Regions from separate parts of the Homo sapiens genome. Here all the other regions are linked to region 6. Evidence: chromatin loops called from intact Hi-C (ENCODE). Cell type or tissue: HCT116. All regions are shown on one strand. Region 1 overlaps METAP1 (methionyl aminopeptidase 1). Region 2 overlaps TSPAN5 (tetraspanin 5). Region 3 holds the start of LOC102723576 (a long non-coding RNA gene). Region 4 overlaps TSPAN5 (tetraspanin 5). Region 5 has its middle 64 kb from the start of EIF4E. Region 6 has its middle 190 kb from the start of TSPAN5.

Evidence for each region. Hi-C counts contacts between places; a loop is a spot of excess contacts. Peaks named below come from ENCODE experiments on the same cell type or tissue, not always from the same donor. Only the 100,000 strongest peaks of a DNase experiment are listed, where the experiment ranks them.
Region 1: it touches region 6 in a loop (9-fold over the local background); 49 of 110 quality-filtered maps call a loop at or near these places.
Region 2: a loop joins it to region 6, with 2.3 times the contacts of the local background. A loop is called at or near these places in 14 of 110 quality-filtered maps.
Region 3: a loop joins it to region 6, with 6 times the contacts of the local background. A loop is called at or near these places in 28 of 110 quality-filtered maps.
Region 4: it touches region 6 in a loop (4-fold over the local background); 44 of 110 quality-filtered maps call a loop at or near these places.
Region 5: a loop joins it to region 6, with 2.3 times the contacts of the local background. A loop is called at or near these places in 11 of 110 quality-filtered maps.

The regions. Positions count from the first base shown.
Region 1 is chr4:99,054,441-99,058,440 of GRCh38, reverse strand. METAP1 (methionyl aminopeptidase 1) reads right to left here. Exons shown (of 11, transcript NM_015143.3): 10 at 623-688. Among named protein-coding and RNA genes, the nearest start is that of ADH5, 32 kb to the left of the region's middle. RefSeq lists an enhancer at 3,617-3,686. In HCT116, a CTCF peak has its summit at 2,207 (motif pointing right); a DNase peak (open chromatin) is centred at 2,240; H3K27ac peaks cover 337 bases.
Region 2 is chr4:98,625,025-98,629,024 of GRCh38, reverse strand. All of the region lies in intron 1 of TSPAN5 (tetraspanin 5), which reads left to right. Among named protein-coding and RNA genes, the nearest start is that of TSPAN5, 32 kb to the left of the region's middle. In HCT116, a CTCF peak has its summit at 2,374 (motif pointing right); DNase peaks (open chromatin) are centred at 984, 2,524 and 2,894; H3K4me3 peaks cover 3,425 bases; H3K27ac peaks cover 3,754 bases.
Region 3 is chr4:99,403,655-99,407,654 of GRCh38, reverse strand. LOC102723576 (a long non-coding RNA gene) reads left to right here and starts at 2,275. Exons shown (of 5, transcript XR_939020.3): 1 at 2,275-3,334; 2 at 3,477-3,564. RefSeq lists a silencer at 1,849-2,143, enhancers at 2,695-2,884, 3,858-4,000, 3,770-4,000, 1-4,000 and cis regulatory regions at 3,923-3,936, 3,981-3,992. In HCT116, a CTCF peak has its summit at 1,945; DNase peaks (open chromatin) are centred at 1,974, 2,210 and 2,944.
Region 4 is chr4:98,651,643-98,655,642 of GRCh38, reverse strand. The region is part of intron 1 of TSPAN5 (tetraspanin 5); the gene reads left to right. Among named protein-coding and RNA genes, the nearest start is that of TSPAN5, 5.0 kb to the left of the region's middle. RefSeq lists an enhancer at 1,175-2,374. In HCT116, no CTCF peak of the experiment used is centred here; DNase peaks (open chromatin) are centred at 988 and 1,553; H3K4me3 peaks cover 1,660 bases; H3K27ac peaks cover 2,719 bases.
Region 5 is chr4:98,862,966-98,866,965 of GRCh38, reverse strand. No RefSeq gene overlaps it. Among named protein-coding and RNA genes, the nearest start is that of EIF4E, 64 kb to the left of the region's middle. In HCT116, no CTCF peak of the experiment used is centred here; a DNase peak (open chromatin) is centred at 2,255; H3K4me3 peaks cover 418 bases.
Region 6 is chr4:98,465,312-98,469,311 of GRCh38, reverse strand. No RefSeq gene overlaps it. Among named protein-coding and RNA genes, the nearest start is that of TSPAN5, 190 kb to the left of the region's middle. In HCT116, a CTCF peak has its summit at 1,619 (motif pointing left); a DNase peak (open chromatin) is centred at 1,581; H3K4me3 peaks cover 601 bases.

The DNA of each region.
Region 1 (4,000 bases), 590 kb before region 6:
AGTGTGCTTTCCAAGTGTCCTTGGTGTGCTTTCCCCACAATAGCTATATGATGCCACGTGATGACATGAGTACAGACCATGAAGGGTCAGAACAGCTCATGAGCTGAGTCTGACAAATTCTGCCAAGTAACAAGCTAAGTTACAGGCAAGCTACCCACCCTCTTCAAGGACCAGTTTCCTAGTTTCTATAATGGGGTAACACCTACCTTATAAATTGTGAAGAATTAAATCATATAATCATGTCTGCCTCGAACTGGGTGGCTCGTCAATGCTCTGCTCTGTTCCCTCCTCTTCCCTCTCCTACATCAAGCAAGAACGTCCGCACAGACTTGACCTGGGCACCTCATTATTACAATGCACCCTTTGACATGATCTTTATGAAAAGGGACCAGAATTCAAGCATTTCAGCATCTCCTGACAGAAGACTACCACGCAGAACCCATGCCGTTCTTGCCAACCCTCACAATTTTCAGTTCTTCACGATACTGAATCAAGTTTGAGGTGGGACAGGGAGTGAGTAGGAAGCAAAAAGCAAGCAGGTAGAAAAGACCACTGACATGATGAATTACCTAAAATACATATAAATTCAATTGAAAAATATCATGGCATCCTTTTTTCTCACCTTCACAAATCATTGGCTCAATTGTAAATACATGGCCCGACTTCATCACTCCAACTGCTTTATTTTCTGAAATCAAAGAAAAAAATCTCAAAAGGTAGCAAAACCAACAGTGTACTGTTGAACAGCTAACTAGAAAGAGTACATAACTCAAATTCCCATCAGTGATTGTTAAATTAATTACCCTGATTCCCTTTCTTAAAGTTCAACAAACAGGTATTATACTGGCAGCCATCTAATATGGTGCACGTATTGTCCTAGGCACATTTCAATTACGCTTATGTGTTCTCTAGGAAAACAGAGGTATTTGTAGGCTGTATTTCAGAGATGAGTATCACTTCTATAAAAAGAAAAGTGGCAAATAAAGAATAAAAGAAAAGTGCCTTGATTTCTATTACCTCATGATTAGAATTGCAATCACAGAACCAAGAGTTCCACTACTCATCCGGGTAGAGAAGCTCAAAGGAGAATGACAGATGTTTCAGATTATGCCAGAAATTTCCCACCGCTTTGGGGGGTAAGCATGTGTTTGCACACAGGTGCACAGCCCATAGAAACTACATGATTTTCATAATGTTTCATAAGCTGTTGTGTTTTTCTCATCTTCAAAGAAGAACAAAATCTATGCACATTAACCTACTTTTTAAAAAATAAGCTGGGTGCGGTGGCTCATGCCTATAATCCCAGCACTTTGGGAAGCCGAGGCAGGTGGATCACCTGAGGCAGGTCAGGAGTTTGAGACCAGCCTGGCCAACATGGCGGAACCTGTCTCTACTAAAAATACAAAAATTAGCCAGGTGTGGTGGCGTGCACCTGAAATCCTAGCTACTCAAGAGGCTGAAGCAGGGAATCACTGGAACCCAGAAGACAGAAGTTGAAGTGAGCTGAGATCAATTGCGCCACTGCACTCCAGCCTGGGCGATTGAGCAAGACTCTCTCAAAAATAAAAACAAGGCCGGGCGCAGTGGCTCACACCTGTAATCTCAGCACTTTGAGAGGCCGAGGTTGGTGGATCACGAGGTCAGGAGATCGAGACCATCCTGGCCAACATGGTGAAACCCTGTCTCTACTAAAAATACAAAAAATTAGCTGGGCGTGGTGGCGGGGGCCTGTAGTCCCAGCTACCGGGAGGCTGAGGCAGGAGAATGGCATGAACCCGGGAGGCTGAGCTTGCAGTGAGCCGAGATTGTGCCATGCACTCCAGCCTGGGCGACAGAGCAAGACTCCGTCTCAAAAACAAACAAACAAACAAGCAAACAAAAAAAACAAAAAACAAAACAAAAAACAAACAACTAAGGAGACCATTATTTTTTAATTCAAAGCAAAAAAGCAAACTCCATTTCTCTCTCCAAGTACTTTTTAGCTTCTTTGTCCAAGTTCACTAATGTAAGTTTTTTTCAGGATCATCATGAGCAATACAACAATAAATTACAGTGACCAGACCTGCCATACCCCTCAAAAATGCCAAAAATGTTAAAACTAGGAATAGGCTTTTTTAGACAAAAATGGAGAACTAATTTAAATTCCAAGTTAAACAAAACCTAATAAGGGTATCAGCTAAGTGAATGACTGCAATGCCCAACCTGACCACCAGATGGCTAATACATCAGCTTTTCAGGGTTCCTCTGCGAGGTTGTTCTGATCTGCAACTTTGTTATGAATGGCAAATTTGCCCGCCCTTTGAGGCTGACTCAACTAAACTCTCCTCTTTCCAGGAATGGTCTAACCTCCCCTACACGTTTATATTCCTGCATAACTTTCCAGATGAATAGCTATCGTGCTGCTTTCCACTATCTTAGGTATTGCCAAAATACACTTACTGCAGATTTCAAATCTGGAGCTTCTAAACTGTTATAAAATCCTAAGGTCATTTGAAAAAAGGAAGAAAAGAAAAACAAACATTTGACTTTTAATTTCTAAATTCATAAACTTTCAAAATGACATGCTTAATACATATACAGAATTGGTCTGTATTTCCTTGGAGAAACCAAAAAGAAAACGTCAAGAATGTCAGTGTGGTGTCACAGAAAGTAAAAAGGATGAAAGACTCTTGAACTCTGCCGTCCAGAACAGCAGCATTGGCCATGTATAGCTAGAAAGTACTTGAAAAGTGACCAATCAGAACTGAGGCTATCAGTGCAAAAGCCCTTTGGATTTCAAAGACTAAAACAACATGTAACATATCTCTCAATAATTTTTACACTGATTAAAGTTTCAGTTTCCCAACATACCTCACTCAACAAATACACATTATCTGAGTGACTATACTATCGCAGACACTCTTAGGTACTTTTTAAAAAATTTGTACCTGATCTATAGTCTCTCACAGAATGACTGTAATATGCAGGCATGCCTTGTTTTATTGCATTTCACTATATTATGCTTCACAGATACTGCTTCCTTCTTTCTTTTCTCTTTTTTTTTTTTTTTTGAGATGGACTCTTGCTCTGTTGTCCAGGCTGGAGTGCAGTGGCACGATCTCGGCTCACTGCAACCTCCACCTTCCAGGTTCAAGTGATCCTCCCACCTCAGGCTCCTGAGTAGCTGGGGACTACAGTTGCATGCACCATGGCCGGCTAATTTTTGTATTTTTAGTAGAAGCGTGGTTTCACCATTTTGGCCAGGCTGGTCTAGAACTCCTGACCTCAAATGATCCGCCTGCTTCAGCCTCCCAAGGTGCTGGAATTACAGGTATGAGCCACCACATCTGACCAGATGCTTTTTTTTTTAAAAATAAATTGAAGATTTGTGGCAACCCTGCTCTGAGCAAGTCTAACAATGTCATTTTTCCAACAGTGCATGTTCACTTCATGTCTCTGTGTCACAATTTGGTAATTTTCACAATCTTTCAAACATGTTCATTATTATCACACCAGTTATAGTGATCTGTGATCAATGGTCTTTGATGTTAAAATTTTAATTGTTTTGGAGCACCACAAACTGTGCCCATGTAAAGACGGCAAACAAATGTTTGTGTGTGTTCTGAAGGCTCCATCAGCCTGCCCCACTTCTCTCTCCCTCTCCTCAGGCCTCCCTATTCCCTGAAACACAATACTGAAATTAGGCCACTTAATAGCCCTAGAATGGCCTCTAAGTGTTTAACTGAAAGGAAGAGTCACATGTCTCTCACTTTGAATCAAAAGCTAGAAATGATTAAACTTAATGAGAAAGGCATGTCAATAGCCTAGATAGGCCAAAAGCTAGGTCTCTTGTTCCAAAGAGTTAGCCACATTGTGAATGCAGAGGGAAAGTTCTTGAAGGAAATTGAAAGCGCTACTTCACTGAACCCACAAATGCAAGAAAGTAAAACAGTCTTACTGCTGTTATGGAGGAAGTTTGAATGGTCTGGATAGATCACACAACCGACAACATTCCCTTAAG
Region 2 (4,000 bases), 160 kb before region 6:
GTAAATTTATGCTTTGATAAGCTAAGGTACATTCAAAGCATTCCCATTTCCAAAGCAAAGTGTTTTCAGTTAAAGATTATAGATGTTGCCTTTTGCCAGGGATGCTTGTGAGAATGTCATTTAGAGAAATCTTAAAGTAATTTATCCATAATATTAACTTAGCATGCCTTCTCTCTGCAATGTACAATGTATCATAGGACAATGTATGATACAGCTCAGTTTTGATATATCAGCAAGTTGAGTAGTAATTTTTGTTTGTTTGTTTTAGTTGTTTTAAAAGCTGGTGTTGCAGATTCCTATGCTTAGAAGGACCAGGCAGAAAATAAGCCATTAAGGGTGCTGGGAATGCAATAGGGAGTGATGGGGAGTGTGGTAAAGGGGTCAGCAATGCTTCTGCCATGCCTATCAGGGAGCTGGTTTCCATTAGCTGTTGGTTGACCCAGGAATCTGTACCTGTGTTGCCAGATCTAACCATTTTCCAGGAGAGGCTGGAACTTCATATTTAAAAAATGAGAATTTGTCAACTTTAATAATTTGGAAGAAAATTCAAATTAAACCAATACCAGGCAGTGTGGTGTACCCCACATTACAGAGGAAAGTAGGGGACTTGGGAGGTACATGAGTCAATCTATAGATGCTCCTGTTGTCATGTTAAACTTGTGCTTGCTTTCAGTTGCTGTTAACATTTTGGGTCCACTGTATCTAGACATGTCCTTCAAAAGTTGCATGTAAGTTAATTTTTTTTTCTGTATTTAAAAAATGGCCCCACAAACACTAGTCTAGATGTTGAAAAAAACCCTTATACCTTATTATGGAGACTTCTGATGAGTCCTTTTGTACAGTGAACAATCACTTGCTGTATTTACGTTTGTACTTTTGTGTTTAAAATGGGGAATGGTGTTAGATATTGCATACTGCTTGAGTTAAGGAGGTCGTTAACCAGGAATGCTTTGGATTACTCAGATTATTATTGCACTGGTGTTTGTTGTAATGGAATTTGACCTGTCAGGGGAGCTGTAGATGTTTGGATGAGTGTTCAGTCCTTAATACTGTTATCTAAATTCTAGGCATGTTGCCTGTAACTTCCAGTTTCAAAAAATCTATGTCAATCTGTTCTTTTATAACCTAGTGCTGTTGTTTTTTTCCCTCTTGTTTTATATTTAATCATTCTCTTTGGCTCACAACAGCAGTCCAGTCCAAAGATTTACTTTTTCTATTTTCAACCCCATCATTATTTTTGTGTAAAAAGTATGTTTTGAGTTACAGCAATTCATGGAGATCAAGCTTCTACTCTGTAGGGAGAAGAGAGATGTCATTTACTACAGAGTTTATACACACAAATGTTCTGCTGCATGCTGTGTTCCCACTGAAATCCAGGGGGTTTATTTGCATTTATACTTAAAGAAGAATGACCGTATTTGGCTGACTCTAAGCCAAGATGATACAGGCCCAAAGTTTTTCATGGAGGAATGGGGGAGTAAGGGAAATAGGAACATTTGGAAGAAATAGTTGTTGTTTTTCCCTGTTTTATTCAGTGGGCATTTTATTCACAGATCATTTGATGCATTGCATTTACTCGTGTTATTCTGGTTCCTTTTGTGTTTTTTTTTTCCTTTTGAAACAACTTCACACTTACAGGAAAATGGCAAAAATACTAAAATAAGAACTCCTATAAACCTTCACTGATAAAATCCCTTCAGTTTTCTCCAGTTATCCCAGTAACGTCCTTTATAGCAAAAGGATCCGGTTCAGGATCACTCATACCCAGCTGTCATATCTTTCCAGTCTCCTTCATTCTAGAAGCATTCTTCATTCTTCCTTCATCTTTCATGACACTGACACTTTTAATTACAGGCCAGCTGATGTGTAGAATGTCCTTCCTTTTCTTAGGAGATGTTTTCTGTCCTTCCTTGAAAACCCCACTAGTGTTACCTGCCACGAGGAGAGCTAGGCGCTCTGCCCCCTACCCCAAGCTGGTTGCTCTCTCTTACAATGCTTCATTAATCAAGTACCCTTTTTTGGAGCATTGATGATATTCATTCATCCTTTTAGCCAGTAAATATTTTTTGATGTCTATTACGTGCCAAATGGGATACATTTAAGAACAAAGCAGACCAAAAAAAAAAAAAAAAAAAAAACCTGCTCTCATGAAGCTTACATTTTAGTGGAGGGTAACAGATAACCAACAAGAAAAAATAAGTAAAACAGCAAGTACATTAGATCATTAGATAGTGATAAACGCTAAAGAGGATCGAATCAGGCAGGAAAAGGGATGGGCAGGTTCTTGATAAAGTGGCCAGGGAAGGCCTCCCACACTAGTGATTGTGGAGCAGGAACCCCAAGGAAGGGAAGGAACAGGCTGTGGGGCTAGCTGCAGGAAAGCGGTCCCGGCAGAGGGAGCCTGTAGGGGTGAAGGTTCTGCTGCACCAGGTGGGCCAGGGGTGAGGAGGAGGCGGTCTGGTGGCTGGAGCCAAGCAGGAGGGGAGAGGAGAGTGGTAGGAAATGAGTCAGAAAGGCAGAGCAGGGAGATTATTCTAGGCTTGTTGCCACTGAGGGAGATGAGAAACTCTGGGGGAATTTTGAGCAGAGAAGTTACATGATCTGACTTATGCCTTAAAAATCCTTTTGTTGTTTACGGAATAAGCAGGTATGTAGGGATGGGGTCAAGGTTAGAAGCAGAGAGATCAATTTAAGATCAATTATGGGAGGTTATGATAAGCCCTTTGTGTATCTGTTTGTCCTATTAGCACATAAAGGGGACTCAGTGGTCTTCAACCTTTAGAATACATAAGATGTACCTGGGCTGTTCGTGAGTGATGCAGATTTCTTCACTGGGAAACCAGCATGTACCTGGGCTGTTCGTGAGTGATGCAGATTTCTTCACTGGGAAACCAGCATTCATTAGATCTCACCTGTGTTGTCAACAGCCAGCCCCAGGTGATTCTCATGTGGATGGTCCTTGAACAACATGTTGATGTTGATAAATATAGTAACAAGTGAGGAATGAGTGAATAATTGGTTTATGGAAAATCCTTTAGAGATACTTAGTTATGAAGTGTTTCCACTCATTGCTTTATTTCTCATAAACATAGTACTCAACTTAAAAATATGTGGTAGTATAAATTTTCTCTTAAAACTTACCTGGCACAGAAAGATCTAATAAGCAAAGTGATTTTTTTTTTTCCAAGAGAAGATGTGTATTTGATGAAATAAACATACTACTCTGACATACTATTTTCTTGCTTTTAAACGTGGTTTTCAGAAGGAATGAATAAATGCTACTAATAGGGTTCATTCATAAAGAAGCAATTAAATGTATTCAAGAGGAAATTGGTTTCAGGGAGTAGGTCGGATGAAGCCATTTAAAGATAGTAATAGCAAGTGAGTCGTATTTTAGAGTGGACCAGATCTGGCTTGACATTTCATTGCACCAGAGGTTCACAGGAAGGAAGGGGTTTGGCCCTCTGGCCCTGGAAATATGTAAAGGGCAAAACATAACAGACTTTTGTTTTTTCTCTTTGGTGAAGTAACGTCAATCTTGCATGGGTAATCTTGAGTTGAACATGAAAATAAGTCTTACCTTGATTAACTGGGTAAAATCTTGGTCAGTTTCATGGGCTTTGGAACCAAAGTGGCTCCAAATTCTGCTCGGAACTATCAGTGTGACTGGGCAACTCACATCACCTTCATTTCCTTATAAGCGGGAAATAATACCTGCTTCACAAGCTCATTGTAAGGATTGAGAGTTAATCCATTTATGTCTGAGGTTGCAATTTTTTGAATTTTTGCAATCAGACCTTGGCAACCACCTTGAGCAGAAGGGTATAAAAAACTCCCACATGCTTAGCGTTCCAGTAATGGAACACTAGGCATAAATAACTACTGCCCATAGGGCTCTTACAGAATTGTCTGGTGTATTATAAGCACTCAACAATTATTAGCTTTTTCTCCTCCTCCCTTTCCTATTATTGTTGTTGTTATTATCATTATTATGTTTCAG
Region 3 (4,000 bases), 940 kb before region 6:
GCAGCATCACACTCATTCTCCACTGATATGGTTAGGCTTTGTGTCCCCACCCAAATCTCATCTTGAATTATAATTCCCATAATCCCCATAATCCCTATATGTCAAGGGACAGACCAGGTGGAGGTAACTGAATCATGGGGACAGTTTCCCCATGCTGTTCTCGTGATAGTGAGTGAGTTCTCATGAGATCTGATGGTTTCATAAAGGGCTCTTCCTTCTTTGCTCTTCTCCTTCCTGCTGCCTTGTGAAGAAGGTGCCTTGTTTCCACTTTGCCTTCTGCCATGATTGTAAGTTTCCAAAGCCGTGCTGAACTGTGAGTCAGTTGAATCTCTTTCCTTTATAAATTACCCATCCTTGGGCAGTTCTTTATAGCAGTGTGAGAATGAACTAATACATCCACATTCTCTCACTTCAAGCCTTAGAGCAGGATACCTCACGGTCCCAGCATGGACAGGATGTGTAGAATGTAGAGGAGATGCTCTGTTCATTGTGACCAGCTCTGCTTGAGCCCCAGCAGATTCTTGTTCATGTAGGAGAGAGGGGAATAGACCACCACCTGAAAAGGATGGAGGTAATGCCAAACACCTAGGCGTAGGTTTTATCTCTGCCCTCCTTCTTTCCATCAGAGCAGGAACTCTTTCTTATTCCTCCGTTTTCTTTAAGAAGAAGGATACTTATCTTTCATTGGCTTGTTTCTCTCTTAAAATCAAGGCAGAGGATTCAGGGTCTAATTACCATGGATTTACCTCCATTATCATTCATTGGAGACAAGCTCGGTTCTAAGCTTAGTTCTACTTTGGGAATTACGATATTCTTCTGGTGAGATTTACTGAGTTTCAAAATGTTTACTCAGTACTCACCAAAAACATGGTCTTTGTGACTTAATTTTTCATTTTTCTTTAGAAAATCACCAATACTTAAAGAGAAATTTTGCTATCTTCTTGTCTTTCTTCAGGATAATTACAAAGAGAACTTCAAGAAATTTCACATACCTTGCCTCTTGTCTTACTCCCTTCAGATATAGCTTTCCCACTGTCCCCAGACTGTAATATCCAAAAGGCAAATCTGACCATGCCACTTCTGCTTAATAAATATTCAGGGGCTTTACTTTGCCTCCAAGATTATTAATAGGCATCAAGGGCCCCTCGAGATGGGTTCCCATTGCTCCCTGCACTACCCAACATTCTCAGACAACATTAAAATGCTGCGCACACCATGCAGGGTTTTATTTTCTTTCTTGCTTTCTGTCTTGCTACTCCTCCTCCTTGAATATTCTCTCATCCTTCCCCTTTGTCTTGGCAAATTCCTGCTCATTTTTTAGGGTTTAGTTTTATCTTCACTCCTCCAGAATATCTCCTCTGATCTCAATGTGTCTGCTGTCTCTTTGTAACCTGGTATAAGTCTCTTTTCGTGTATCATGTTATCATTTAATTTTCTGTTTATGTGTTTGTTCTTTCACAGGTCTATTCATCTAACTCCAGCCGCTGGCAGAGAAGCTAACAAGAATAGAGATCCACCAGTGTTTCTTTTCTTTTCTTTCCTTTTTTTTTTTTTTTTTTTTGAGGTTCTCCATACTCGATTTTTAAAAAATAATTTTTCTCTTTCTTTTTCTTTTTCCTTTTTTTAATTTCAATAGATTTGTGGGAAACAGGTGGTGTTTGGTTACACGAATAAGTTCTTTAGTGGTGAGTTCTGAGATCTTGGAGCACCCATCACTTGAGCGGTGTACACTGTACCACCCTTCTCCCACCCTTTCCCCTGAGTCCCCAAAGTTCACTGTACCATTGTTATGCTTTTGCGTCCTCATTTGCGTTCCCACTTATGAGTGAGAACATACAGTGTTTGGTTTTCCATTCCTGAGTTACTTCACTTAGAATAATGGTCTCTAATTCCATCCAGTTTGGGCCTTTCAGGATTGGTTTCCTCTGCAGTACTTATGAGGGCAGGAAGGTGGCAGCATTTAGCTATCAGTGAGTTCATGCTGACGCTAGGAAGAGAAACAGAAATAACCACTCCTATCTTGGGACATTTTTCCAACTGCCTTGATTGCTTCTCTTTTCCAGCAGAACTGAGAAAATAAGGCCACAGTTGAGAATTTTGTGCTTGATGGAGACATCAAACCCAGAAATGCTGGACTGGCTGAGCAACTTGAGTAAAGCTCATCCTCCCACTTTTGTCATGCAGGCCCTGGGAACTGCTTTAGGAATGAGAAAAATGGACATAAAATGATCTGATCAGTATGTAAATTATTATCTTGCTTACAGTTTCATATACTAAGGGAATTATTGGGGGAGATTGCTTATATCTTCAATGTGACTTCAAGTCTATCTTTTTATACTTTATTTGCATTTATTAGTGTTTAATCCCACAGAATGATCCCATTCTCCTATTTTAAGTGTTCTAATTCCCGCACACAATTCCTCTACCTATAGGTTCTAAATTTATAATTGTAGGTTGAAAGAATGGTTTTGTTCATTCAACCCTAAGCATTCAGTGGTTGCTACATTCTTCATGTTACATTTTCTCAGTTCCTTATGTTGGTTAACGTCTTACTGATTAGGCTGAGAACTAGAATTTCCATCACAGTAGTACTCATGCTGAGTAGTCACTGCTTATTGATTTGTCTGGTGGAAAACCTGAAGGTAGGACCTGTATCAGTCAGGGTCTTAGCAGGGAACCCCTGTTTAATCAAGTTAGGGCTTAATGGGAGATAATTTTCTTTCCAGAGGTACAGGCAGGGTTAATCACTCCAATAAGGGATGTTGAAGTATCCAGGGTTTCGCTACAGTGGGAAGCTATTATTGCCCCTAGGCCTGAAGGTCGATGACAAGGAAGTTACTAGAATCTGGCAAGTGATGGAGTGGAGCTATAGCCAAGGGGCTGCCTGAGAGGAGCAGTGGCCAAATGTGATTGAGAATTGCTGGTGAAATGATTCACCAACCACAGGAAGAGGCTGACCATCATAGACCACATTTCAATGACTTATGTTTCATTAATGAGTCATCATCAATTTCTCTTTCATTTTGATAGCCCCCTCTTAGGATTCAGGTTTTGAGGTAACTCTTCTACTAGACAACATTTTAAAGTAGTAACTATTTTTCTCATTGCTATTAACCAAGCCACACATTAATGCCGAGCTTCTGTTAAGTAAAAAATAACTAGGGATACCAGACTGAGTTTTTCAGCCCAGTCAGAAGAAAAGCAATTTGACATACTGTTACCCTTTGCAGTCTTAGCAAGAGAAAGACAATGCGCTTGTTTATTGTCTAAATTAGCACTTTGCCCCTGATACTCCTCAAAGCTGAAAGACCCTCTAAGATCAAGAACTGATGAAGTAAGTCTTCAGATTTGATAAACTGGTGTTCTATAGGGAAATTAAAGCCAATGTGAAATTTGCAGTTGACTTTTGTGATGACTACCTTCCCCTTTTAAATTCTGAGTGTATTATGCATTTAAATATAAATTGGTCTTTTCAGGGCTATAGAAAAATGTGCTGCTCAAAAGGAGATTTCCATCTCGAAAAGGCAAATTACTGGGAAAAATGAATCTGTTTTCTCTGCCAAGGTAAGCTACTAATTTATGAAACACGCTGGGGACTTGAAGCAGGATATTCGGCACCACACCTTCTGATCACACCCACTCTTTGTTGAGTAGCTGGATTCTGTTTTCTCATTTAACACATGGTTTCTTTCCCTAAAAATGAGAATGAAAAATCTTGCTCTTTGAGAAACAAAGTTGGAACTTTGTGTATTTTTTATGGCATTATTTTGAGTATGAGTTTTGAGGTAACTATTTTCAGATTCCAGGAAGCTATGAGGCCATATCTAGTTTCAGAGTTGCATTGCTGTTACAGGCTCAGCATTAGGTAACATATTTTGTTTTCAGTCTGTTTCAGCTCCAGTATTGACTGGTTTCTCTCTCTTGAACTTTGCATCCACAATTCAGTTTAGGGAGAGTCAAGAACATAAGTGTTTTAATCATTAACCATTAACTTTTAAAG
Region 4 (4,000 bases), 190 kb before region 6:
CAATTATGAAGAAGAGATTGCCAACAGCATGGTTTCCTAATTTTCATTTTCACACTGAACTGCTAGACTACATTTGACATACACTGGTGACATTCAAAGGTATAGTTCTGGTAAAATAAAATTGAACATATGGTGGCACCAGCACTGAGAGCTTGGTTCTTTTCCTGATCAGCAGTTTGGCTCTTCATCAGTTAACTGCCTGGGCCTCAGTTTCTCAGCTGTTAAATTGAAGGAGGTGGATGAGTTATAACGTTCTTTCTAGTTCTTACACAGAATGAGTTTCTTGAGTTCCAATATGCTGGAGAAGAAAAATAGAAGAGTTTGGCCACTAATTTATAACAGAAGTAGTATATACCAGGACACGTGATAAATTATAGACATTTTCTGTTAGGGAGACTTGTCTGAAGACTAGTTTTATTACTTTCATTTCTTCCTCAAAGATCCTTTCATAAAAAACAAACAAACAAAAAACAAAAAACAAAAACAAAAAAAAACCAAGGCTGGGCGCGGTGGCTCACGCCTGCGATCCCAGCACTTTGGGAGGCTGAGGTGGACGGATCACAAGTTCAGGAAATCAAGACCATCCTGGCCAACATGGTGAAACTCTGTCCCTACTGAAATACAAAAAACTAGCCAGGTGTGTTGGCGGGTGCCTGTAGTCCCAGCTACTCGGGAGGCTGAGGCAGGGGAATCACTTGAACCCGGGAGGTGGAGATTGCAGTGAGGCAAGATCACACCACTGTACTCCAGCCTGGCAACAGAGCAAGACTCCGTCTCAAAAAAAACAAAACAAAGCAAAACAAAAAACCTTTCACTAATTTCTTCTTGGCTTGTTCAGTTCCTGGTATAGTGTCCGTGCTTCTCTCTCCCCACTGTGAATCTCAAATGTAGTCCTGTGAGTCATTAAATATATTTTTATTATTAGAATTACAGCTTCATGTATAAAATCTGAATCCTTTTATATAACAGTTGTAATGACATTCTGAGTAACAAAGTCAACATCTTGTACAGATTCCTTTCTCATTAGTTATCACAGGCTGGTGGGGGAAAACTTGTTTCCTCTGTTATATATTGGAACAATTCAAGACAGAAGGGAATTGATTTTATTGAGGGTGTCACCGTACTGGGACATTTCTCAGAAAACCCTGAGACTGCTTTGGGTTTGGGGGAGGGAGAAGAAAGAGGATTTTGTTTTAAAGTCATTTCTTTGGGGTACCGAACACCACATCCCATCACTCATCATTAATAGATGTTTTGCCCTTTTGGATTCTGGCTTTTAACTGTTTTGGATTCTGGATACTTAACTGTTCCCAGGCAAGTAAATTGATCTCAATATTCTGGTTATTTATTGCTACATAACCTCCAAGCTTAGTTGTTTAAAACACAGTTGTTTATTATTATAGTTCACAGTTCTGTGATTTGGCCAGGCTCATCTGGACAGTTCTCACTTGGGGTCTCATACAGTTGTGGTGAGATGTAGTTGGAGTTGGACTTACCGGAAGGCCCTCTGGGCAGGATGCCTGAGATGGTATACTCATATGACTGGAAGCTGATGCTTGCTGGGAGCTTAGCCAGAGTTGTCACTGGAGCACCTACCTACACGTGGCTTCTTCCTGTCTCTAAGTCTTAAAGAAGCTTCCAGCCAGTTAAGGTTCCACTTAGAACTGGCAGTGCCACTTTTATCTATTCCATTGGTTAGAGCACTCATGCAGACTGCTGAATTTCAAAGGGTGAAGAATTAGAAGCCACCTTTTGATGGAGAAGTGTCAAGGTCACATTGCAGAAAGTCATGTAGGTTGTGGCCATCTTTGAAAAATATAGTCTACTGTATTAAGGCACTGAGCCTTAATTTCTTGTTTATAAAGGAAAGATAACATTAATGGTGTTGTAGTTTTAAAGATTCAGTGAGATAATGTTTTATTCGGCATAATATCTCAATATTTAACAAATAGTGAATATCATTACTGTTGTTGTCTCCAGATTTTATACTGGTTCCATACAGGGCTATAGAACTTCTAGAATGCCTTAGTCTAGTACTTTGGCATCATTACTACTAGGTAATGATAATACCCTTAAGATCTGCCAAGAAGATGAGGCAAATGGATTCAATAGATTTTATAGTGACTTGTTAGGAAAGAACTCAATGGAAACGGTGGAATGATTTGGGAGAACCAAGTCATTTTTCTGTTTTCTTTGCTACAAAGGATTAGAAAAGCCTCAGTTACTTGAGGCCAACTTTCTCTTTTGATATGCTTTCAGATATTACCTTGTGTCTTTAAGTGCAAGTTTATCCAGGGTTGATGGCAGGATCTTGCCTCTAATTTGCTTCCACAGGGCTTAATTCAGAGAGGAGGGAGACTCAGGAAACCTTGGGGCGGTGGGGGAGGGGGGGCATCAAGTAGGAAGCTTTATCTTATGATTCACTATAAATTGCAAGATGTTCTGGAATGATGATACATCAGCAGTTTATAAGTCATAATTTTTGTTTTAATTTGCTAGACATCTGTTAGCTTCGATGGCAACCATATGGGAATCTAAATTGCGTTTTGAATTACAGGGAGATGGTAGGAAGAAAGCTAAATATGGTTATGAAAGTGTCATATGGGAAAAGTGTAAGAAAGGTATAAAGTGGGGAAAGTAATTGAATATAGGCTTGCTTAGTGTGGCCACTCCCTCTGTGGGGCAGTATGAAGGCGCAGAAGCATTCTCACTTGATATACTCCGCAGATTGAAATGAAGCCAAGTGGGGAGAAGTTGGAAAACCAAATCATGTTTCAACCACCATAAACTTGCCAAAATGTTGCACTCATTTAGATGGGTCACTTTGTTTTAATGTCCACAGTAATAGGTAGTCCCTGGCAAAAGGTGAAAGCAATCTGCATTTTTAACAGAACTTTTCACTAATGATGTTTTTCTTGTAAGCACCCCAAAGAGTCTTCCAAGAATATTATATCTTTGTGACAGATGAAGAAATTGGAGTACAGAGATGTGGAGTAACTTTTGAGGTGTTGAAGAGCATGTCAAGGTTCAGTTTCAGAGTGTTAAGTCTCTTCCGTAATGATAGCCCCAGCTTTTTGGGTGGAGACTTATTTTAGAAGATGCTTGTTATTCTAAAATAAAACATCAAGTAAGTCATTTACATCTGTTCATAATCGAAAAGTGATAAAGTTTTTGCATATGCCACAATTAACACCACCCACAAGCACAAAAAAGTTAGGATGAAAATGTTCTTCAAGAATATGGTGGAATAATTGTAGCCTATTGAAAATTCATAAATGAAAATTGGAGTATTGTAGACAGCATTCTTGAATCACATGTTTGTTTCTGTGTGTAATACTGATGACTGTCTTAAAATTTCTAACTTCCAAATAAATCATACTCCACTGGATTATAAGGGCTTCAAGTGTGGGGGCTGTCTCACTTTCATAAGCCCAGTGTCTTGCGCATTGTCTGAAACACAGTAGATGTTTTGATAAACGTTTGGGCCAGGCTTGGGGGCTTACACCTGTAATCCCAACACTTTAGGAGGCTGAGGCTGGAGGATGGCTTGTGCCCAAGAGTTTGAGACCAGCCTGGGTAACATAGTGAGACCCTATCTCTACAAAAAAAAATTAAAAATTAAAAATTAGCTGGGTGTGGTGATGCGTGCCTGTAGTCCCAGCCACTTGGGAGGCTGAGGTGGGAGGATCACTTGAGCCTGGGAGGTTGAGGCTGCAACTGCACTCCAGGGTGACAGAACAAGACCCTGTCTCAAAAAAAAAAAAAAAAAAAAAAAAAAGTATGTTGAAGGAAAGAATTACAAAATCATCAGAAAGTACGTAGGAATCATCTCCTCTAACTTCCTAGTCAGTGAAGCATTCTCCATTGTATCGTGCCTACCTTTCTAAGCATGGATCTGTTTTTGGACCACTTTAATTGTAGAGTTTCATCTGTTCAAACTAGATGTTATCTGTCTCCCCATCATTTCCATCCTCCTAATTTACTGTTCATTTAAAATTTT
Region 5 (4,000 bases), 400 kb before region 6:
CCTCCACCTCCTGGGTTCAAGTGATTCTCCTGCCTCAGCCTCTCGAGTAGCTGGAATTACAGGCACCCACCACCACGCCTGGCTAATTTTTGTATTTTTAGTAATGATGGGGTTTCTCCATGTTGGTCAGGCTGGTCTTGAACTCCTGACCTCAGGTGATCCACCTGCCTCAGCCTCCCGAAGTGCTGGGATTACAGGTGTGAGCCACTGTGCCTGGCAAGAATACCATTATTTCCAAGACTATCCTTCACCCAGATTCATTAAATGTTAGCATTTTACTACCTTTACTTTATTCTTTTTTAAAACTTTTTATAGAGATGGGATCTCATTATGTTGCTCAGGCTGTTCTCAAACTTCTGTCCTCAAGCGACTCCAACCTTGGTCTCCCAACGTGCTGAGATTACAGGCATAAGCCACGACATTCAGCCTATTCTTTCTACCTAAATTTTTTTCCGAACCATTTGAGAATAAGCTGACATGATACTCCTTTAGCCGCAAATATTTCAGTGTGTATTTCCTAAAATCTTTGTTTCCTAAAACCAAGAACATTTTTTATTTTTTAATCTTAAGACCGAGTCTCTCTCTGTCGCCAGGCTGGAGTGCAGTGGCACGATCTCGGTTCACTGCAATCTCTGCCTCTCGGGTTCAAGCGATTCTCCTGCCTTGGCCTCCTGAGAAGCTGGGACTACAGGCGTGTGCCATCACACCCAGCTAATTTTTGTATTTTTAGTCGAGACAGGGTTTCACCATGTTGGCCAGGATGGTCTTGATCACCTGACCTCGTGATCCACCCCCCTCGGCCTCCCAAAGTCCTGGGATTACAGGCGTGAGCCACCGCGCCCAGCTTTCAAGAACATTTTTTTTGCATAACCATAGTATAATGATCAAAATCAGGAAATTAGCATTAATACACTCAAGCATTTTATAGGCCTTATTCAGATTTTACCATCTGTCCAATACGCCTCCTACTCTTTCTTGTTTTGTTTTGTTTTTCGCTTGTCAGTTGGATTTCAGTTGCATAGCCTGATGAAAATAACCATTTTATTCTTTTTAACTATAAATTTTTCATATTTTCTGGGGGAGTATTTTCTATCTGCTGGTCAGTTTTGCTGCTTTTTCGTTTTATTTCTATTATTATTTTTCACAGAGACAGGGTCTATGTTGCCCAAGCTGGTCTTGAACTCTTGGACTCAAGTGACCTTTCTGCCTCAGCCTCCTGAAGCGCTGGGATTACAAGTGTGAGCCACTGTGCGTGGCTTATTTTATTTCTGATATTATCTTTGATGTGCCATTTTAAAAAAGGTATTTAGTGAGGCCAGGAGTGGTGGCTCATGCCTGTAATCCCAGCACTTTGGGTGGCTGAAGGGGGCAAATCACCTGAGGTCGGGAGTTCAAGACCAGGCTGACCAACACGGAGAAACCCTGTCTCTACTAAAAATACAAAATTAGCCAGGCGTGGTGGCACATACCTGTAATCCCAGCTACTTGGGAGGCTGAGGCAGGAGAATCACTTGAACCTGGGAGGTGGAGGTTGCGGTGAGCCATTGCACTCCAGCGTGGGGAACAAGAGTGAAACTCTGTCTCAAAAAAAAAAAAAAAAAAAAATTAGTGAATTGCAGTTTGAGTGTACTTTTCTGGTATTTCTCACATTTTTGGTTGCCAGGCCTCCTTGGTACCATCTAAGTTTTGTATGCCCCGCTGCCTGTATCAGTCCTGCTCACTTCCATTTTTGCACTGCTTATAGCAAAGAAGGATATACATTTTAGGGTGCACGTGTATTTTGCTGGTGCTCTCTGAGATTTGCCACCAGTGGGCTGTCTCTATTCTGTCTGTACAATGTCAGGTGCTTTCGCACTACTTACCTATGTTTTGGCGTCCATATTATACTTTTTCTGTGTTTCATTGAGAAAGGTCATAGGGTCTCCCCTACCAGATATTCTTGTTGTTTTCGTCCAGGTGCTGTTATATATAAAGTTTCGGTGCCGCAAAATAAATAGCACTCGAATATAAAATTTTCCTTTTTAATTCTTAGCAAGGCAAGGCACTTCTATAGAAGGGTGAGCCCTTACAGATGGAGCAATGGTGAGTGCACACTTGCACAAGGGAGGGGAAGGGGTGCTTATCCCTGACACACGTGGCGCCTTCTGCTGTGTCTTTCCCTTATGGGCTAGGGTTAGACCGCACAGGATAAACTAATTCCGATTAGCTAATTTAAAGAGAGTGAGGGGGTGAGTGGTTGGCGGGAAAAAAGGTTATGACAGAGCAGGTTATTGGAATGAGTCAGGGTGGAGTAGGTAATCAGAATGAGTCAGGGCGGAGCAGGTAATAGAAAAACGTTGCTTTAGGAGGAAGTTAAGTTTAAAAGTAGAAGGTAAAGAATTGAACATACTGACATTGATTCTTTGAAAAGATATTTAGAACTTATATCTAACAGTTCTAAAAGGAGAAAGTAAAAGATGCTGATTTGCACAGCTATTTCACATCAGAAGTCCTTATTCCTCTTCACTGTTACTTCCTTATGATTTTGGGAAGGAAGGGAGACAAATTTATCCTCTGTCTATTATTTTCAATTGGAGGCCAGAGTTTGGTCATTTTTAACTTTTCAGATCATCCTTATTTACTGTACAAGATTAATTTATCTTTATTGTTATAACATATATCTTTGATTATAGTCATCTTTTTAGTTTTTAATTTTTATTTATTAATTTTTTCACTTTTAATTTTTTTTAAAATAAAATAGAGACAGTTTTGTTATGTTGCCCAGGGCTGGTCTTGACCTCAAGCGATCCTCTCGCCTCAGCCTCCCAACGTGATGGGATTACAGGTATGAGCAACCCCACCCTGCATTTTTAGTCTTTTAAATGCTTGATTGCTACTTCTTTTTCAGTGTTTTGCTTTAAACTACTTTCTTTGCTTTTGTATTTCTAAAATATGCAAATTTTGTATTTGACTTGTATAGTGGATGTTTTAAGTCTCCAAAATCATTCTTTAATCTGTGTTCTTCAACTGCCAGTGTCAACCGTGACATGACATGTAAGATTTTTATTTAGCTCCTCTTATTTAAAAAAATTCAACTTTTATACTTCTCAGTCTTTTTTAAATGCCCAATTATTTTAAATACTTTTAAAAACATCATCTCTTTTCTCACTGAATAGGAACTTTTGACTATTTGTACCATGGGTTTTTTTTTAATTTTTTTTTAAAATGTTTGAGGCAAGGTTTCACTCTTGTTGCCCAGTCTGGAGTGCAATGGTGCAATTTTGGCTCACTGCAACCTCCACCTCCTGGGTTCAAGCAATTCTCCTGCCTCAGCCTCCCAAGTAGCTGGGATTACTGGCATGTGCCACCACGCCTGGCTAACTTTTATATATTTTTTAGTGGAGACAGGGTTTCTCCATGTTGGTCAGGCTGGTCTCGAACTCCTGACCTCAGGTGATCTACTCACCTTCGCCTCCCAAAGTGCTGGGATTACAGGCATGAGCCACCACACCCAGCCTTGTACCATGTTTTATAATCACGTTTACAGCATTTAAGTTTATCTCTAATTTATCTTATTTATTGCCTGACTCTAATGTCATTTTTTAAAATAATGAAATCAGCTGTATTATTTTGATTTCATTATTTTAAAATAATGAAACTATGTGTAATAATAAAATAAAATTATTGTTTTGGGCTGACTCTATAAAGGATATTTGCTCACTAAAGATCCAAACAATTTATAAAAGTATAGGATTAAATGAAACTTACCTGCAATTTCCTTCCATCTCCCTGATCCAAGATAAGTACTGTTAATATTTTGGTGGTAATTTTTTTTTAACGTTTTTATTGAGAAAGGATCTTGCTCTGTCAGTCACCCAGGCTGGAGTGCAGTGGTGCAATCTTGGCTCACTGCAGCCTCAACCTCCAGGGCTCAAGTGATCCTCCCACCTCAGCCTCCCAGGTAGCTGGGGCTACAGGCCTGCATCACCAGTCCCAGGTAATTTTTGTATGTATATATATT
Region 6 (4,000 bases):
TATTAAATTTCTCTTTATTTCTGTTGTTGGGCTGGTTACCACTAACATCATTGCTCCTATAATTTAAAAATATACAGTTTTTAAATGTGAACTCAGGAATTTAAAAATATTTTGCATCATGAAGTACTTAAAGAAGTGCATTTCCTTTGTTCTTCCTCTTCCTTCTCCCAGGGAGTAATAAACCTGGACTTTTCTTTCAGCCTTCTTCCTGCCACAGGTCCCAGTTGTCCTTTCCTCAAGGGGATCCTCAAAGTGTCTCTTGGAGGTTTCTTGTGCAAAGTGATCATTCATTTCCCCGTGTTTGTGTGGGCAGGAATGGAGTGATTTTGCAGTTTCGTCTGTTTCCGGCTGGCTTGGACAGGCGCCCTGGGAAGCCTGTGGGCTGAACAATGAGGAGCTGGAGCCCAGTGACCTGGCAGGCCACCCCAACTCCCTTTGTCATTTATTCCACGAAGCCCTCCTTCTCTAGGGAAATCCTGTTTAGACCTCCAATGAAGAACTGGGAAGCCCTCTATAAACGCTGGCCAGCAGGGTTTCATGGCCAGAGCTCTCTCCAGTGAGGCCATGGGGCTGCTTCTAGGTGCTGCCCAATTCCAGAGTGAGAAGCCTAGTCTTTGAGGAGGAAAATGCAGCATTTGCCTGAAAAATACATTAACATTGGCTTTATCATGATGACACAATAAAATCCATAGAAAATCTACACATGATAACAGACAAGGCAGTCAGATGGGGGTGGGGGGGTGGGTGGGGGCAGGGAGCACGGCGGAGAAGCCAAACTCTGAACTTGGAGCAAAGCCATCCTTACACTCACCCGAGCCTTTTTGTTTGGAGGGGTTTGCCACAAAGAGTTTATAAAATTACAGTTTTAGGCCAGACAAGGTGGCTGGCTCACACCTGTAATCCCAGCACTTTGGGAGGCCAAAACAGGATGATTGCTTGAGGACAGGAATTCAAGATTAGCCTGGGCAACATAGCAAGACCCCGTGTCTTAAAAAAATGAAAAAAAAAATTTTTTTTAATTAGCTGGACCTGGCGTCATGCACCTGTACTCCCAGCGACTCTGGAGGCTGGGGCAGGAGGACAGCTTGAGCCCAGGAGTGAAGTATGATCGCACCACTGCACTCCATCCTGGTTGGCAGAGGAAGACCCTGTCTCTAACTTAATAAAATTACAGTTTTTAGGACTTCTTGAGGGATTAAGTACAGCTTGCTTTGGCGTTTTCATGCTGAGTGGTTCTCTTGTAAACTTGCCGCTGGTGAGAGGAGGCTGATTTAGTCCCTTCCTGTTATCCATTAGCCGGGGCTAAACCTCTGGGGACCCGCACTGGCCATTGTGATTTATTTTTCCACTTCTAGGAATTCCCAAGTAAAGTAAATCTAAGGGAAGAGCAGGCGAGTTCACGGGCTTTCACTGTAAATATGCCCCGAAAGGAAAGCAGTAGCAGGCTTCCCACGCTCTTGCCCCATACCGAACGCACGCTTGCATTCTCCGTGGGGGAAAGCTACTTTTCAGATACGGAGCGGACCTTCAGGTGCTGTGTCAGCTCTTGCATTTGCAGAGCAACTCGTTTGAACGGGAACGTTTTAATGGCCTGCCCTCTAGTGTCGACTGCGTAAAACCACTCCGGACTGGAGTTGGAATAGTTCAGGGATAAAAACACTGTATGTTCAGAGGCGCTTGTGCTTTGGAGAAACTTGAAGGTACACAGCTTATGTTGCCTGCTTAGGGCGGGTAGGTGTTTTATTTCCTTTACACGCTCCTGAAAATGGCAAGGCTTGTTTTGGAAAGATGAGAGAACAGGACGTTTTGCTCCCATCACCATCTATCCTGCTTGGGATCTTGCTGCTGGGAGTTTATCGCGGCAGGATGGAGCTGGGCCTTGTCCTCCCACCAGTTTTCAAATGTGGTTTCTAGACGACGATGGTGACTGCCTAAAGCTGCTCATCTTCCAGGCAGAGGCACTGTCCTAAAGGTGTCCTCAATGGGGCTGGGAGGACAATGCTCTGCACCCTCCCTCCCAGGGAACACCACCCTCCATTGGAACTTCAGAGGTTTTTGTGACAAAAGGCCCCAGGACCCTGGTTTGCACTTCAATTCCTCTTCAAAATGAGCAACTCTCCAGAAACAAGGAATAGAACATCTTTATATTTCTTCTAAAACCACCAGTGTGTTACTTCTACACACTGTACTTAGAAATACACACATATATGCATACATACCACCAGTGTGAATCACCTGGATTTTGCTTTGGTCTTGTCAGAAGCGTTTGAACCAGAACAACTCCATTGTGAATAGGACCTGGGTAAAATGAGGCTGAAACCTACTGGGCTATGTTCCCAGATGGCTAGGCATTCTAAGTCACAGGATAAGATAGAAGGTTGGCACAAGACACAGGTCATAGACACCTTGCTGATAAAACAGGTTGCAGTAAAGAAGCCCACAAAAACCAAGATGGCGATGAGAGTGACCTCTGGTCGTCCTCACTGTTACACTCCCACCAACGCCATGACAGTTTACAAATGCCATGGCAATGTCAGGAAGTTACCCTACATGGTCTAGAAAGGCGAGACATGACTAATCCACCCCTCGTTTAGCACATCATCAAAAAATGACCATAAAAATGGGCAATTGGCAACCCTGAGAACTCCTCTGTCTATGGAGTAGCCATTCTTTTATTCCTTTTTTTTGTTAATAAATTTGCTTTCACTTTATAGACTCACCCTGAGGATGGCTTGAGCCCAGGAGTTTGAGACCAGCCTGGGCAACATAGTGAGACCGTCTCCCTACAAAAAATTTTTCTAATTGGTGGACATGGTGACACAAGCCTATAATTCCAGCTATGTTGGAGGCTGAGGTGGGAGGATTGCTTGAGCCTAGGAGATGGAGGCTGCAGTGAGCCATGATTGCACTGCTGCATTCCAGCCTGAGCAACAGAGCAAGATCCTGACTCAAACAAAAAAAATACGTAAAAAAGAAAACAATCAGCTGGGTGTGGTGGCTCACACCTGTAATCCCAGCACTTTGGGAGGCCTAGGCAGGCAGATCATGAGGTCAGGAGATCAAGACCATCCTGGTAACACAGTGAAACCCCGTCTCTACTAAAAATACAAAAAATTAGCCGGGTGTGGTGGCGGGCACCTGTAGTCCCAGCTACTCTGGAGGCTGAGGCAGGAGAATGGTGTGAACCCAGGAGGGAGAGCTTGCAGTGAGCCAAGATCACGCCACTGCACTCTAGCCTGGGAGACAGACTGAGACTCCAACTCAAAAAAACAAAAAAAGAAAACAATCAACATTTTGTGGGACATTTTAAACATAGAGAATGATTTATTATGATTAAGTCATAGTCTGCATTCTGTATTTATTTGAAGTAAATTATCTTAAATTCAAGTTGTTAGAGTGACTCAAGTTTTATAAAGAAAATAGCCATATTTCCACACTTGTGCTGTCTTTAGTCTTGTTACTTTGCAACTGAATCAGGCCCACTAGTTCTCTGGCTACCTGTTGCAGGCTGGGTACTAGGGGTGAATATATCATCTATCCCTTGAAATAACAGGTCACATTTATTGACTAGAAGTTTACTGTGTTCCAGGCAGGTGTTATAAGCACGCTGCATAAGTTCCTGAGGAAATGTAAACTGATGGAGGGGAAAACCCCACATGTGGAAAATTTCCAATTCATCAAGAGCTAAACTGACATCTCTCAAAATGGTGCCTGGTTGAGATACAGGAAGAACACAGGGGTTAATGGAAGATGGTCTCAAGAAGGAAGAGAGGTTTGGTCTGGGCCCCTGGGGAATGTGGAAGGGGCCATAATAAAGCCTATGCTGCTGGGGAGGTTGGGAAGGGCCCAGAACCTCCAGACGAAAGAGTGGGGAAAAGCTCAGATAAGCAGCAAGGTCCAGTATAGAGAGTCTTGGAATTGTGGCCCAGTACTTGGCATATACCAGGCACTTGAAAGTTTGCTGAATGACAGCAGTGGTAATTGAGGTGATCAGTAACTA